3 separate regions of the Mus musculus genome follow, and regions 1 and 2 are each linked to region 3. The links are chromatin loops, found by intact Hi-C in ENCODE. Cell type or tissue: left cerebral cortex. All regions are shown on one strand. Links, peaks and the distances in the headings refer to the core of each region. The heading gives the core; the rest is flanking DNA.

Region 1 (5,578 bases), core at 235-5,234, 65 kb before region 3:
AGAGATCCATCTTCTCTGCCTCTGCCTCTTGAATGTTGGACCTAAAGGTGTGAACCACAACTGCCCCACATATTTTTATGTAGAAGAGTGTTTTGTCCACAAGTATGTGTGTGCATTGTGTGCATGCCTGATGCGCTTCTAGATCAGAAGAGGCCTGATTTCCTGGAACTGGAGTTACCAATAACTGTGAGCTGCAATTGCTAAGCCATCTTTCCAACCCTTGTTTGGTTTTTAAAGCAGGTGAATACTTTGTTCATCCTTGCCCACATGATGAATTTGAACTGAGAGATCAGGGGAACTTTCTGGTCTACCTTTCTCTTGCTGGTCTTACCTAGCACTCAGTTTTCAGGCAGGTAGTTGTCACCTCTCACAGTTTTCTTTGGAGATGTGATTTAGTTACGCCATTCATTCACCATGCAGGCATTAGCTTTTCAACGAACTATTCGGCATAGGCTGATCCTTTTTCATTCTTCAGAATTTTAGCTCTAGACTTCCATTAGCAAGCATGTAGCCTAATCCTTTTTCTTCGGAACTCACTCTTCCCAGTCTGGTTCTTTGCTTCCACTTTCAATGCGTCCCAGTTACCTGAAAGGCATCTTTCCTCAGATAGTGTATAACCATCTCATCTTTCCTCAGATAGTGTATAACCATCTCAAGCTGAAATCAGCAAGAGCCCTCTCCTCCCTTTGAGATTGCTCTCCACTTGACTTCTTTTTTTTCTTTTTTTTTTTTTTCTTCTTTTTTTTTGATTTTTCAAGGCAGGATTTCTCCATGTAGCCATGGCTGTTCTGGAACTCTCTCTGTAGACCAGGCTGGCCTCGATCTCAGAAATCCACCTGCCTCTGCCTCCCGAGTGCTGGAATTAAAGGCGTGTACCACCACCACACTCTGCTCCACTTCACTTCTTAAATACAGAAAAAGGACGGTATACAAGCCATTTGAGTGTGCTTGTTGCCTGCACTCTCTTCATTTCCAATCTCACCAGGCACTCTGGCAGTCTGCCTGCACCCGACCCCCGTAGGACACCCCATCACTCTGTCCTGTGTCCTGGTCCTTCTCTACAGCTAAACCTTTGATAGTTTTGTTTCTTTGTTGATTTAAGTTTATGAACATCCCTTTTGCTTCCAGCTCTAATTCTACAGCCTAGAGGCTGTTCTCTGCTTTTCCTCAAGCCTGGACCCTCAAAGTCATCTTCCTCTTATCCTTCTTTTCTTTTTCCTTTGTTGGGCTCATCATGCTGCGTGTCATGGTGATGATGTGGGGGTGGCAATGTGCCACAGTGCAGAGGCCAGAGGACAACGCTTTGGAGTGGACCCTGTCCTTTGACCTTGACAGAGATTCTGTCTGGGGACTGATCTCAGGTTTTCAGTCAGGCTTTTGGAAAGCAAGTGCATTTACCTGCTGAGCCATCTTCACAACTCCAGTATTACCATTTTTATCTGTTACACCCGCCATCTTTCTTTCTGGCTTTTGTATTTTGAGAGCCTTGAACTCTGGATCCTCCCATCTCTGCTTCTGCAGTGCTGGGATCACAGACATGAGCCATCATGACCAGCGTGCCTGTTTTTAGGCAGAGGCTCACACTGTAGCCCAGACTGGCCTGCAACTCCCTGTGTACTTAAGGCTGGCTGCTTACTGAGAGAGATCCTCTCACCTCAGCTTCCTGAATGATGCTAACCATCATTTCAGAGTCCTTCTTTCTTCAGCCAGCTCTTCTCATTTTCAGGCCTCTAGTACTAACCCTCATGATACACACACTGTGTCTTCAGAGCTTACCTACACGCCAGACTTGATCCCAATTGAGTATTCAGAATCTCCCTTTCTTCTTACAGGACCCATGGGATCTTTCTTTACCTGTTTTCCCTGCCTTAATCTTCACCCCTCACATGTGAGAAGAGAGATAGATAGCAAAACTACTCTCCATGAGTCTGTTTCAGTTTTCATTTTCTGAAAATTAGCCTATGAAATAAAATGGAGTTCTGTCTTGTGGATGGGTGCGTGTTCTGGGCCCACATAATTTAGTGACAGACACAGTACTGCACTCCATGGAAAGTGTTCCAGGTCAGATGAATTTTACCTGGAAGCTGATTTTAAATAAATAAATAAATAAATAAATAGTGGAGCTGGAGAGATGGCTCAGCAGTTAAGACCAAGGCTGCTCTTCCAGATGAGTTCAATTCCCAGCAACCACATGGTGGCTCACAACCATCTGTAATGGAATCTGACGCCCTCTTTGGTGTGTCTGAAGACAGTGACAGTGTACTCATATAAATTAAGTAAATAAAACTGTAAAAAAATTAGCAAGGGAAAATGTAATCCCTCTATAAGACAAACATTTGGCATCATGTCTCTTGAAATATCAAAACTGTAATAGAAAATCCCCTCTGAGCTTGAGTCATGCTCTGAGATGATGATGATGATGATGATGGTTCCCACCTGTATTGGTTCAGAGTTTCTGTTTATCCACTCCTTATCTTACCAGGACACACAGACTGGCCTGGAATTTGCAGTCCTGCCCATCTCATTGCCCCATGTAGAGAATGCTGTTTTGAAATAACACTAATCCTGGGGGTTGGAGAGATGGCTCAGCGGTTAAGAGCACTGACTGCTCTTCCAAAAGTCCTGAGTTCAATTCCCAGCAACCACATGGTGGCTCACAACCATCTGTAATGGGATCTGACACTCTTTTCTGGTGTGTCTGAAGACAGCTACAGTGTACTCGTATACATAAAGTAAACAAATCTTAAAAAAATAAAAATAACACTAACCCATAACAAAATTCAATTTAGAATGCTAATTTTAAAAGTTAAGTACAGGCCAGGCGTGGTGGTGCACGCCTTTAATCCCAGCACTCAGGAGGCAAAGGCAGGCAGATTTCTGAGTTCGAGGCCAGCCTGGTCTACAAAATGAGTTCCAGGACAGCCAGGGCTATACAGAGAAACCCTGTCTCGAACACCACCCCCCCCCAAAAAAAAGTTAAGTACAAAAGGAGGGAACAACCTAAAATTTCATTACTCTTTACTTAGTGCCTATCATATGTCAGGCACTTTGGAAATTTACAAGCTGTCTCACATAGTCACTTCTTCTGGAGGTAAATAGAATTAGCTTCACTGGTCAGAAGAGGAATTGTATAGTGCAGGAGGATTAGTCATTTGCCCAGGGTTCCTGGTGAATAATTGGCAAAGCTAAGATTTCAACACCGGTGTCTTGGATATCAAAGCCAGACACATAGCCCTTGTCTGAAGATGAAAGCAAACAACTATTTTGCAAATATCTTCAGCATGCTGGACTTTGCAATAGACACTGCAGTCTTGGGATGCAGAGTGAAGTTCCCCTGAGGATCTGAAAGTTCACAGCTCTGTTAAGAACCTCATGTCACATAGGTGTCTCCATTGGCAGCACAAACCGTTTGGAGGGAGTTGATAAGAGGTTCCTGGGTTTAAGATGTCATATTTGACCTATGGCTTCTTTGGGGCCATGAAATGGACATTAAAGCTTCCAAGTACTCAGTACTGAACACATTTGAGAGCCTGGTTTGTCAACCATGACAATTAATATATCCTTCTTTACCTTACCCTGCATCAGAGCTGATGTCAGAGTTGAAGTGGAAATGTATCATGTTGAGTGCGAGTGTACTTCCTGGCTCTCTCTAGATCCACCTCACTTCACCATCCTTGCTCCCTCCCTGCCACCCTCACTCCATCCCTGCCCTTCTTCGGGTTCCGTTTCCTTGGTCACACAGCCTTGCTCCTTAACAACCTATTTCTCCTTTTCCTTACCACCTACATCGACACCCCTATGCCAGCCATCTCTCTGCCCCCACTCCCTAACATCACCCCTCTAGCCTGGTCCCTTGATGCCTGCCCCCTCCCTCCCTCTCAACCCGCCTCCTGTGTCTCCCAGCCCTGCTCTGACGTGGGAGGTGAGGGGGGTGGGGGGTTGGATGACTCACAGTGTTATGATGCAGTTCCACAACACACAGCCACATTTACCCACAGACCGAGGTACAGAGCAAGAGGCAACCTCTGCCCCCCAGCAGCTGTCCAGCCTGCAGTCCCAGACCTCAGCCCCTCAACTACCCTCCCCCAATCCCATCCCCTTCCCAATTGAAGGAACCAACAGAGAAGAGAGAAGAGTGAACAGAGAGATTGAAAGAGATAGACGGAGATCTCTGGAGCAGACCTCAAGGTGAGGGGGGCAGCCCTTCTCCAAATCAATTTTTCCCCTTCGCAAATTACCTCTTCCTGCTGTGTGTTGCTTTCTCTCCTTTGCAAAAGCATTATTCATCCACCCTTTGTCCTCCCTTCCCCCTCCCTGCTGCCTCCGCTCCCTCCTCTCTCTCAGCTCCTCCATCCTTCCCCAAGCTCTGACGATTCTCTCGCACTTATTTCCCGGCAACTTTGGCTGCGGCATCAGACATCACTGTTTATTGTTTTTGCTACCGGTGCAGACCCCCAGAGTCAGCCCTGGGAGCTGGCTGCTCTGCTAATTATTCGGACCATACCATACTGAAAATGCCTGGTCCAGGGGGAGGCGAAAACTCAAAGCAATTGAATACATCCGTTGTGAGCACAAGTCCCCCTCCCCTTTTTATTCCCTGAGAGGCACTGGATTCGCACCTGGTTCCACCTGTCTCTGCCTTGTCACTTAGGCTCTCAGTTGCCAGTCTTCCCAGGCACAAGCCCTTCTGCTCCCCCCACCTCCCACAGTCCAGCCTCATCTCAGCTTCAGGGACTCGTCCTCTTCCCAGCACTCACCTTTGTTTTGTTTTCTGACCTCAGTAATTTCCCCGATTTGCTTCACCCCATGACGAGAGAGGGCAGAAATGGGAGAAGTGACCCCAACTCTCCTTTTTATGATTTTTTAATTTAATTTTATTTTTTTGTCCTTTGCAGCTTCTCCTCTGCTGGACAGAGAAGCAGAAAGGGACAGGGAGGGAGGCGTGACAGTGACAGAAGGACAGGGCTAGGGAAGAAGATAGCGGGAGGGGGCAAACCTGGCATCTCCTGGTCCCTTGAAGTAGGTGTTTCAAGGTGGCACCTTGAGGTGAACTACAGGCAAACTTGAAGGAAGATCATGGAAGTGATGCTGAACTGTAGCAAGAAGGGCCAGAATACAATGTCACCCTGAACTAAGCCCAAGGTGTCTTCCTGGGACTCAAGACAACAGTAGAGGACCAAAAACTGAAGATGGTCTCACCCAGGGGGATTTGTGGAGACTGCATGACAGCCCTTCGAGACAGTAGAAGAATCGGGTGCTCATGGCCACCATGGAGGACAGGAGAACAGACTGTTTATGTGGGTAACTGAAGCTGTGCTGCCTCCTCTGCTTGGTGGTCTAGCATCACGAGAGCACTTAGCGGGCATCTCTGAAGGAGACACAGGCCACCCCACCTACAGCTGCAGGATGCTCCACTAGAGAGGCAGAGGCACATCACCTGCTTATCGGAGTTAACAGAAGACACTTCCCTCCTTATCCTCTGCCTGCAGTGCACTCAGCTACTTTGGGACTGGAGTGTGAGCAGATCCCAGCGTCTCAGGATTCTTATCCCCGCAATTATCTCACTGTTGCTGTCCTG
Region 2 (5,578 bases), core at 235-5,234, 130 kb before region 3:
AGAACAAAGAGCCAGTTGAGCCCTTTAGTCCCCTTGTCATGCGCTCTGAGAACACAGAATCATTTGAGCCCCTTAGCCCCCTTGTCATGCCCTCTGAGGTGAGTAGAGAGGAACTTTCACTAAGAGGCTCTTGGACTCCAGACCTTGAAATTACCAGCTCCCAGCCACTGGATGGTCAGGGAGAAAAACTTCTCCACTTTGACTCCTCTGACCCTTCGCAGAGATCTTATAATCATCTCTCTCCTCCATGCTCAGACTGGGCAGAGACAGGTCTGGAAGTGTCCCTAGGCATGGATGACGTATTGTGTCCTGTTCCCAAGGCAGTCAGAGAAGTGTCTGCCAACCCTGAACAGCTGGACCCACTTCCTGGCAGTTCTGAAGATGAAGAGATTGATGTGGTAGACTGGACAGTGGAAAAGAAGCTGGGGCCCACTAGTGTTCCCTCTGTTTGGCCTGACCCTTCCTCAGAGTCAGAAACTGAGGTAGATATACTAACATAGTGGAGGCAGGAGGGCAGGTTAGAGTTCCTGGGAGGGTGATAACTGTTCATCAACAGAAGGCGTTCTTGGCAGAAAAGCAAGCACCTCCTCAGAACTGATCTCCCCTCCTCAGGTTTCCGCACCAGGCAGAAGTCAAACAGCAATACCATGGTTAGAAAATTATGAACAAAGCAATTTCTTTGTAATCCATTTTTCAGTGACAAAACTATGTGGTACCCAACTCAGGTCATAAGGATAGTTATGAGTAGCCTCTCAATTCATGAGATATCTTATAGTCACTGAAAATTCAGGGAACTTCAAGCACTGTTTGTGGTTGTATTCAAAGAAGGTTTGAGAAGGAATGAAGCCATGTTAAGTAGAACACTGAAATGAGTGGAATCTCTAAATTGCCCAGGCTGGCTTTGAACTTTGACTTCTGCCTCAGCCTCCTGTAGCTAGTGTTACAGGCTTGTGCCTCTAAGCCCAGCCTATGGGGCTTACTCACTGCCAGTATGGGAAGTCAAGGAAAAGCTGCCACAGAAGCTAGAAAGATGTTACTTCCACGACCACTTCTGAGAAGTAGATTAAAAGTAGTTGCTTTTAAAAAACAGATTTGCTTTGTGGTTTTGGTTTTCATTTGTTTGGCTGGTTTTTTTGTTGTTTTTTTTGCTTTTCGAGACAGGGTTTCTCTGTGTAGCCCTGGCTGTCCTGGAATTCACTCTAGATCAGGCTGGCCTCGAACTAGAGTGCCTGCCTCTGCCTCCCAAGTGCTGAGATTAAAAGCGTGCGCCACCACGCCCAGCTGTGGTTCTGTTTTAAGCAAGGGTCTCTGGTAGGCCAGATTGGCCCAGTCCCCCTGTGAGACTTCAAAGTGCTGAGATTGCAGGTATACACCACCAAACCTAGCAACATTCTTGTTTTATAAGTGTTTCACCATAGGCCTTACAATTTCCAGACACGAGTTACTTTGCACTCTGAAAAATACAGACCAACAGCCCCACAAAGCTGGTTCTACCCATTCTTTAAGACAAAATTTAAACTTGCTCCTTATTCTCAGATACTTGACCTTTTATTAAACAATTGAAACACTTTTACAATGTCTTGCTGGAGGGCTGCCTCACAACTGAACCATCACTTCTGGTGAGGAAGAAACTATGGCTTCAGGTGCATAGCTTAAGTTTGGCCATGCACCATCATAAATGCTTCAACATCTCCAGGGACTGAAAGCTGCAAACAGAGAAGGGAACATCAGAGTAGGGTTCCATCACAAGGACCAGGAGACAAGCCCATCCCCACCTACAACTCTGGAGCTCATTAACTTCACCTTCCATCAGTGATCAGTCAACATGCATGAAACACGGGACAAAAATAAAATCCATGTAACCAAGAAGTGGGGGTACGAGCGGGATGGGTTGAGGCTATCTTATCTCAGATTACTAACAAAACACAGAAAAGCCAGGTAAAGTGAAGTAACAGCAAAGAGGCTGTCAATACAAGGGAGAAAAACCTTAACTACAAGTAAGCCACACTTTATTGAATTTATTGATTTGCAATAGACTCATAGAATTAAAATAACACCAGAGGTGGAAAACTGAATTAGCAAACAAAACTTGCCTGTGCCCTCAGGCTAAGACTTAACTAACTCAAGAGAGTACAAATGGCTCTTAGATTTGTTTGGGGGTCGGGAGTGTTATCAGCAGGAGTTCTACAATTTAGCTCCTCTTCGAAAATCCCAAATCCCATGAAAAATACACCGAAATGGTAAGGAGACGTTCCCTGTCTATCCCAGTGTGCATGCCCTGGTCACGATGCAAACCTCAACATGAGGACTCTTTCCCAACCTCTTTATGAAAGGTACTTCTTCAATTCTTCAACCACCTCTTGAGGCTCAGGAAATTTGAGCTTTCGTGGAGGGCCCTTCTTAATACCAGTCCAGAGTTCAACACCTGGGAAAGGATGGGATAAAGCCAAATTATGGTGGTACTCATTGGTACCCCCTCCCCTCAGTTATCAGGTGGCCGGGAGTCGCTTCTCGCCCCACCCCCACCCACCCCCCATCGCGGCCTCCACTCACGGCTGTTGTCCGAGCGCAGCAGCGTCACCTCGAAGCTGCCCCTCCGCGGTTTGGACGGGTTCACTTGCACAGGTAGCTCTGGGGCCTCCAGTTGCAGAGCCTGGCTCAAGGCAGCAGCATGGCGGCCGTACACGCGTCAGCTCGTACTACAGACACAAGCGATTGCAAATGGGGTCTCTCTGGTCTCAGCCGCCAGAGCCAACTCTTTCCCGCCCTCCTCGACTCCCCAACCCCTCACCAATGCTCAATGACCACGGTCGCGCCCTCCGCCAGTTTCTCGCGCTTGTCCACCGTCTCCATAGGCGCGGCCCCCGCCTTACGCTTTCTTCCGTGGGGGGCCATGGCACGGATTTCGGGGATGGCGCGTTGGTGGAATAAGGGGCGATGCAACTCCGGAGAGACAAACCAGCAGCCGGGAATCACAGATGCAAAGTTCAAATCTCGCAGCAAAGGGAAATGTGCGGGGGTGGGGGGAAGGACACGTGATCTGAAGGCGGGCCCTTCAAGCCCAACTACGCTATCAAAAGGGAGTCGGCGCGGAAATCCGGATCAAACCAACATTGTACAGCACTGAGGGGGTCTGTCTTGGGCGGAGACGGAGGAGTCTTGAAAGCCTCCTTTGGCTGGGGGTTTTCGGTATCTATACCTCCTACCCAAGGATCCCCAGACCAATCTCAGGGAAGTCTACTCCACATTTCCAGGGCGTTTGTACATAGACTACAGAATTCTAATTCGCACCGACATTGTTACTCCACATCTCCATGCGGTGAAACAAAAACGGACCGGTTAAGTGTATTTGAACCCGAGCCATTTACAATCCAGACGCTGTAGCTGGTGCCTATCTTCTCAGACACCCAGGTGAAATCAAGAGGATGGTGAGTTAGGGTTCATTTCTCCAACTGATCAAGGCCCTCATCCACAACCTTAAAAAGGAAGTTGAGGTCTAGAGGTGTTTGGCTTTTAGAGTCCCTGGGTTTGATATTCAATTTTAGGATTAAAAAAACAAACAAACAAACAAAAAAAGCAGTCCCCCGGCAGCTGCCCACTAGTAAAGGAAAAACAGCAAGGCAATCAAAAGAACAGTCCCTTTATTAGGGGAAGCGGTGGGATAGGAGGAGAGAACAGCTGTCCAGCCGTGGGGCTTTCTTCTTCAGGCCCCACCACACAAAGGAACCTCTCAGGTTTATATTGCCCTTCTCAGTTCCCACAACACAGGGTGGCCATTCAATTCTATTTCCAATGATGAAAATCATGGTTGAAGGCTTTTAATTGGGAACAGTGACCTTAAATGATAACACATACAAGCCTTTTATGTGTTCCTCCGTCACGTGTTTGTGCACTACATGCATACAGTGCCAGCCAAGGTCAAGGGCGGATGTTGGAGCCCCTGAGACTAGAGTTACAGGTGGTTTAGCCTCTATGTGCTGCTAGGAATCAAACCTGGGTCCTCTGGAAGAACAGCCAATTCTCTTAGCCACTGAGTCATCTCTCCAACCCCTTAAATTCCTTTCTCTTTACGATTTACTTACTATATATAGTATTCTGCCTGCATGCCAGAAGAGGGCATCAGATCCCATTATGAACCATCATGTGGTTGCTGGGAATTGAACTCAGGATCTCTGGAAAAGCAGCCACCAGTGCTCTTTCTTAATCGATGGGCCATTTCTCCAGCCCCAAACTTAAATTTCTTAATGCACAGATCAAGACAGAAAGGCCTAAAGGAAGAAGGGGTCCTTGAGGAAAAATTCTAAGGGCTTTATACTGACATCTAACATTAGGGTTTAATTTAGTCTATGCTTTGCAAGCTCACTAGGAGGAATAATTAAACCACAGACTGGTAATATCCAAGTGTTGAATAGCAATTTACACATTGACCCAACCTTGGAGGGAAACCATTTCTACCTCTATCGATAAGATCACTCCCTTCGAGAAACAGCTGACCAGGGCAGATGCGCCCTTCATAGTAGAATACTTCATGGTTTCCAGGATGCTTCTTTCAAAATCAGAAGCAGGCACAGTGCCCCTACCCAGGCACAGCCAAACAGAAATCAAAAGGCCTCAGGCAAGGATTGTGGTTATAGCTGGAACTGGGCCTCAAAGGTTCCTGAAATTGACAGGAGAGGAAGCAAAAACAATGCAGGATCCTATTTGTCCTTCTTGTTTTCCCCATCTGGCACAGTAGTGGGAGCAGGGTCCACAGGCTTCTCTTCTGACATGTCTCCACCCTTTGAGTGCTTCTTGGCTCGTTGGTATAGCTCATTCAAGTTGAATTCTCGAATCACATTCTCCTATGCAAAAGAGATGAACACATCAACGGCTGGGTGAGAAGGTAAAGTTCAGAGAGCAGGAGCAGGAAGTATTTAACTAAGCACAACCTGTAAGTCAGAGGGCAGCGACCTGCCCTAACCTACCTCTTTTCTGATACTTAAGTGTTCACTAGAGGCCAGTTATTGTGCCAAGAATTCTATCTACCTGCAACTGTAAAGCAATATGAGCCAGGTGGTACTGCCTCCCACTTACTCAAGTTTAGCGATGAGGAACCTAATTGGCTACAGAATGAATACAGGCACTTCACAGACCAAGTCTTTATCATTTTTCCTCAGCATTAGCAGCATATAACATAAACCTGCTGACTTAATAGGTGACATCCTGTAACTAATCTACATCCTCAAAAAACAGTGGGCCAGTGTCAGAATTCGGGATTAAACCCAGACTAAGAATAAAGCCCAATCACTGTTGTGTATCTTTCTCCAAACCACTGCCCATGTGTTTCACCTACCTCAGAAAAGGTCCAAGAGACAGCTCGTCCTTTCTTGTCAATCTGCGGCCGACGAATGACCTCCTTGCCGCCTTGGAACAGAATCAGGGTAGGGAGCTGTCTGGTGAGGGGTGATGTGCTCACTTTGTACCTACAGGGCCAGACGAGGACTCTGAGTAGTGCACCTGTATACATCACTTACATCACTCCAGGAATCCTCACTCAGGTCTTTAGCCCAAGCATCTACATACCGTGTGCTAACGTCAG
Region 3 (5,578 bases), core at 451-5,450:
CCATGGTCAGTCTCTCTCTCTCTTTTACCTTCTCTCTTTCCCCCTGCCTTACTACAATAAAGCTCTAAAACCATAGACTGTCTCTGTTCATCAAGGCCTGCTGCTCTTACTCTTGCCTGCGTGGGAACCTCTCTCCCATAACCCCAGGGGCCCCGGGGGCTGCCCCTTGTCTACCCCTCGTTGAGTGGGGTCGGTGGTTTAGATGCCCACCTGGGGCTAAAAGAACCTAGTGGGGAAACCCCCACTCAATTCCCGGTGTGCACCCAAAGAATCATGAAAAGACCATCTTGATGTAAATACATGAGGTAGTTTAATGGTGGAGCTCTGGGTTGAAACATATCTCACGCAGGAGACAGTGGATTTGACTACGTGGCTGGGGTTTTTTATAGAAAAGGGTCTGGGTCTGGGGGAGGCACGGTTTCACATGATTGGTTCATTTAAACATCGGCAGACTGTACACACAGATTGAGATAACAGCAGAGCATCTGGTTATCATTTAACTCAGGTCAGAAGGGCGGGAGATAGGGAGGCGCCAGGCCAGTCCGGACATTCTTGTATGTCTTCCCTATCTTTATGGCTAGTTGGTTCCTGGGATGACTTTACAGCCTTTGTTCTTTGCTCTAGGCCCAAAAAGCCCTCCTATCTAGCAAGCCACATGAGTCATGGACCTTGAATAAACTTTCTGGCTAGGGTTTTGAAATCTTGAATTTAGTTTTCTTTCTTTCAGGGCCAAGTGGAAAGCATCTGGCTGCCCTCCTGCGTCCTCCTCCTCAGAGCATAGGAGGAACTCTGGCCAGGCATGGGCTATCCTCCCTCTCCCCTCTTTTCCCTGTCCCCCTTTTAGTTCCCACAGTGCCACACACCTTTAATCCCACCACTTGGTAGGCAGAGGCAGGCAGATCTCTGAGTTCTAGGTCAGCCTGGTTCACCAACAAGTTCCAGGCCAGTCAGGACTACATACTCAAAGAACTACACACCTCAACGCTAAAGGTAGACTGGCTTTTGTTGCTCCGGAATCATTCTCATTTTGAGAAGGTGGTGGTGGTTTGAAAAACAGTCACATATTCAAGGCAACTCTGGGGACAATGAATAGATACAAACTAGTGGTTCTGATCCAGGGATGTGTTTACCTATCAGGACGCCTTTGCCAATATCTAGAAACGTTTTCTATTGTCACAGATGGGGTGAGTGCTGCCACAACCCAGCGGGTAAAGTCCACGCTGATGAAACATCCTAGCTACAGAGAATGATCAGGTCCCAAATGTCAACAGAGAGAAAGTTGAGAAAGGCCTGTGTACACGCAGGTAGAAAGTTCCCCTAAGCCAGGGGCTTGGGAGTGGGGTCCTTCACTGCTGTGCATCATCTGTACTCTGTCCCCCAAGTATATAAGCACCCCACACTCCCTTTCATCACTAAACCCATCTTCCATATGTAATCACACTAACAAATGGCTTCTCATGCCTTCTACCTACAGCCATGACCATTCATTGCCTATTCTATCTTACCACAAGCATAACCCATGCCATAGCTTGGGCAAGAACAAAGGCTTAGGTATAACACAGATCTTGAATGGACATTTTTCTGGGCTGAAGATGCAGCTCAGTTGGTAGAGTGTTTGTCTAGCGTGCACAAAACCCTGGGTTCAATCCTCAGCACTGCACAACACTTGATAAAGCAGTGCACATCCATGATCCCATGTCTTAGGGTATGAGACGGAGGCATAAGAATCCTGAAATTAAAGGTTCAGCTGGTGAGATGGCTCAGTGGGGAGGTGCACTTGTTGATCTTCCAGAGGACCAGAGGACTTGGGTTCAATTCCCAGCACCCACATGGTGACTGATGACTGTCTCTAGCCCCAGTTCCAGAAGATCTAATGCTCTCATTTGCTTCTGCTAGGCATGCAGGTAGTTAACAGATATATATGCAGGCAGGAATCCATACACATAAAATTAAATTAAATGATTTTTAAAAAATTAAAGGCCATTGTTAGCTGCATATCAAGTTTAAGACCAATCTGAACAACACAAAATGGTATTTAAAAAAAAAATACTGGGGCTGGAGAGATGGCTCAATTGTTAAGAGCACTGACTGCTCTTCCAGAGGTCCTAAGTTCAATTCCCAGCAACCACATGGTGGCTCACAACCATCTGTAATGAGATCTGGTGCCCTCTTCTGGTGTGTCTGAAGATAGCTACAATTTATTCATATATAGAAAATAAATAAATAAATAAATAAATAAGTAAAAAATACTGAAGGGAAATTTTCTCTCTGTGTTTCAACTGCTTGAGAGCCCCTCAGAGGACAAACACCACAATTTCTCCATCTGATGTGTTCCATCGATAGTACCTGGCACTTGGTGTTAACTAAGACTACTAACCAGAAATGGGTTCAAATGCCCTTATCTCCAAACTATATTTAGGGATTGCTGATGGTGTCCTGCTTATTGCTGGCATTTAGAAGGTATCTGGTTAAAGTTATTGAACTGAAAAAAGAACCCAGAATCTTTTTTTCTTTTTCAAGATTTACTTTATTTACTATATGTAAGTACACTGTAGCTGTCTTCAGACACACCAGAAGAGGGCGTCAGATCTCATTTCAGATGGTTGTGAGCCACCATGTGGTTACTGGGATTTGAATTCAGTACCTCTGTAATAGCAGTCAATGCTCTTAACTGCTGAGCCATCTCTCCAGCCCCAGAATCATTTTTCAAGCACATCCTATATGTAAGCAGAGCAGATATTTGGTTCCTGGACAGGAAAATAAAAATCATGTGACCTACTGGGTCAAAATCTTGGGCTTCAAAATATGCTAATTTCTGGGCTGGAATGGGTGAGGCAGGTAGGTGGATTCCCTTCTAACTCTAGAACTTCTTCCAGAGGCTGGGGGCTGCTATTACACCTTGGCCTCGACTTGAGCTGGGATGAGGGGGGTCTTTACTCTTGCGCAGAGGGCTAGAGACTTCTTGGCTGTTCATTTGGACACACAGTAGTTCCATAGTTTGTAATCAGTTGGTGATAAAATATAATAGGCTCCTGAAATCTATCTCGAGGCTTCAGCCACCCATCGTTTTCCCAAATTGCCACACAGCAGACACTTTCTATGTGTTCAGTAGAGTAAAACACAGAACGCCCAAAATAAAAGCGAATGAGTCCAACAGCGTCCTCTAGTGGTGCTCGGGCACCAAGCAACCTAAAAGAAGCATCGCTGCGTTTCTGCCCATCTGCTGGACTGTACCACTCAGGGAGCGGTCCTCGGAGGACATAAAGTCTATACTGACCCCCCCCCCCCCACTCTCTTTTAGAACGGAGCACTGAACCCACAAAGGCAAAGTGACTTGGCCCAGGATTCTGAGACTTTCTTTAGAGGTGGTAGGTTCACAATTCCATTGCGGAGGTCGCAGAGAGCCCTGCCCCGGAGCTACTTTGCATCAAGAGTATCTCATCTGTGCTTTGGGCGAGTTTGCTCTCAGCGTCCGGGGAGCTGACAGAGGCTGGAGATGAATCCCATCCTGGCTTCTACGAGATGTACCCCGCAAGATGCAGGAACCAAGAGGAGCAGTGCGCTCCACCGACGTAGTCTCTGATCTGCAAGGAGCATGAGTTGCTGAGATACGAGATCGCCAAGCTGGGCACTCGACTGCAGCCTCCAGATATCCACCAAAGGGGTGGGGAGCAGGTCTTTGCAGCTAGAGTCGGTGTGGGTGGAGTGGAGCGTGGGCGGGGCTCGGGAGCTGCAGTTCAGAGAGCGGTGTCCTGCTGGAATCTGCTGGTGCCCCACGCTCCAACCCGAGATGATGGCCAGCAAGCGAGTGGCGAAAGTAAGCCTATGTAGGATGACCCTTTCCTTGTGCCCCTTCCCGCCCTGCCCTAACCTTTCCGCCCTGCCCTAACCCTCCCCTGCCCCCTTGCTCTCTGAGCTTTTTTTGTTATTTGGGTACCAGGGCTGGCTGAAACTCAGGTATCCTCACCTTTTCCCAATGGAGAAATGGGAGGAGAAAGGCGCGGTGTGTGTGTGTGTGTGTGTGTGTGTGTGTGTGTGCGCGCGCGCGCGCGCGAGAAGGAGGGAGAAAGAGAGGAGGAAGGGAGGGGGCCTGATTGAGAAGGTCTGGAAAAAAAAGTTGTCATCAGCTTCAAAAAAAGTTGTCATCAGCTGTACTGGCCACGAGAATGAACTGGTCTTTCCAAATGGTTTCCAATGTATTGGGCTTTCCAAACTGGTTTCATTTTCAATTTCTGCTGGAAATTTATTAGTGGAACTTATCTAAGGCACAGGAAGGGCTCTGTTGCTCCGCCTAGTGGATACACCCATAATTTGATACCTACATTACCCGAGGCCACAGAAGAGTGATGTTGGGCGGTGGGGTGGTGAATGGACAGACCGTGAAATAAAACGTACAGACTAGTTCCTGGATGAGAAGTAACAATTTATGCTCTGAGTAGGTTATTTGTATGCAGTCCTGCTCCAGCTACTAAACGCCTACTTTGTACTAGCCCAGTGCCAGGCAGCAGGAGCAGAAAAGGAACAGAAATCTTGTTCCGTTTGAACGTTCATTTCTATGAGACACTATTTGGTACTATCTGAAAGAATGAAAAAAGGGCAGTTTCCTTAGGAATGTCTAGACCGCTGAATGGAGCCAGGATTAGAGATCGTGGAGGAGAAATGCTCGTGAGCCAGGGCTGGTACCGCTAGGCTTTGAGTCTCCCCGAAGTGCTCCTCTAGTCTGCAGAATTGAGGGGAAGGCTTCCTCAGGAGACAGAAGGGATGGTTGCTGGCCTCATGTTTCTCTCTCTCTCTCTCTCTCTCTCTCTCTCTCTCTCTCTCTCTCTCTCTCTCTCCCTTTCTTTCTTTCTTTCTTTCTTTCTTTCTTTCTTTCTTTCTTTCTTTCTTTCTTTCTTTCTTTCTTTCCTTCTTTCTTTCCGAGACAGGGTTTCCCTGGCTGTCCTGGAACTCACTTTGTAGACCAGGCTGGCCTCGAACTCAGAAATCCGCCTGCCTCTGCCTCCCCAGTGCTGGGATTAAAGGCGTGTGCCACCCAGCTGGCCTCATCTTTCAAAAAGAAAATTCTTTTGAGATGGAGAAGTCCAGAGCAGACCCAAAACAGAACTAAACTTTGTTGGTTTTAGGCTGGTACTAAATGGGGCAAAGGGTAATTTGCTACCTCAACGCTAAAAGGTAGACTGGCTTTTGTTGCTCCGGAATTGTCAGCACCAGGCAGTTTGTTTTATTTAACTCTTAGAACAACTGTGAGATAACTGTGTCTTCCCATTTCATGGAAGAGGAAACTGAGACATCAGGGAGAGTAACGTGGCTGGCCAGTGATATTCTGCAGAAGTAATGGGGCTGGAATTTGAGCCCAGACTGATAAGAGTCTAACTCACAGGGCTTTTCCTGCCTGTTTGCCTTCACTTTCATTTCTCCTAAGTCAGGTGACTTACTAGCTGGCTTTGGGAGGAGCTGTGTGCACTGGTGTGGGTTTCAGCAATCATGGAAAGTTCGTCAGAATTCATCAAAACACAGAAAATTCAAGTGTTAAGAGAGAAAATTTCCCTTCGGTACTTTTTTTTAATACCATTTTGTG

The links. Peaks named below come from ENCODE experiments on the same cell type or tissue, not always from the same donor. Only the 100,000 strongest peaks of a DNase experiment are listed, where the experiment ranks them.
Region 1: it touches region 3 in a loop (4-fold over the local background); 20 of 42 quality-filtered maps call a loop at or near these places.
Region 2: a loop joins it to region 3, with 10 times the contacts of the local background. A loop is called at or near these places in 2 of 42 quality-filtered maps.

The regions. Positions count from the first base shown.
Region 1 is chr2:84,730,106-84,735,683 of GRCm38, forward strand. Ypel4 (yippee like 4) reads left to right here and starts at 4,099. Exons shown (of 5, transcript NM_001005342.2): 1 at 4,099-4,188. In left cerebral cortex, for the core only: no CTCF peak of the experiment used is centred there; DNase peaks (open chromatin) are centred at 3,358, 3,922, 4,285, 4,653 and 1 more place; H3K4me3 peaks cover 1,677 bases; H3K27ac peaks cover 1,870 bases.
Region 2 is chr2:84,667,692-84,673,269 of GRCm38, forward strand. Btbd18 (BTB (POZ) domain containing 18) reads left to right here. Exons shown (of 5, transcript NM_001145100.1): 5 at 1-1,090. The coding sequence ends at 500. Selenoh (selenoprotein H) reads right to left here and starts at 3,017. Exons shown (of 4, transcript NM_001033166.3): 1 at 2,792-3,017; 2 at 2,554-2,699; 3 at 2,296-2,425; 4 at 1,524-1,706. The coding sequence starts at 2,895. The coding sequence ends at 2,325. Tmx2 (thioredoxin-related transmembrane protein 2) reads right to left here. Exons shown (of 9, transcript NM_025868.4): 7 at 5,563-5,578; 8 at 5,333-5,462; 9 at 3,620-4,841. The coding sequence ends at 4,698. In left cerebral cortex, for the core only: no CTCF peak of the experiment used is centred there; a DNase peak (open chromatin) is centred at 3,075; H3K4me3 peaks cover 1,667 bases; H3K27ac peaks cover 1,078 bases.
Region 3 is chr2:84,795,116-84,800,693 of GRCm38, forward strand. It overlaps Ube2l6 (ubiquitin-conjugating enzyme E2L 6), which reads left to right and starts at 3,713. Exons shown (of 4, transcript NM_019949.2): 1 at 3,713-3,817. The coding sequence starts at 3,791. In left cerebral cortex, for the core only: CTCF peaks have their summits at 2,539 (motif pointing right), 3,152 (motif pointing left), 3,351 and 4,296; DNase peaks (open chromatin) are centred at 3,168, 3,619 and 4,340; H3K4me3 peaks cover 1,872 bases; H3K27ac peaks cover 1,295 bases.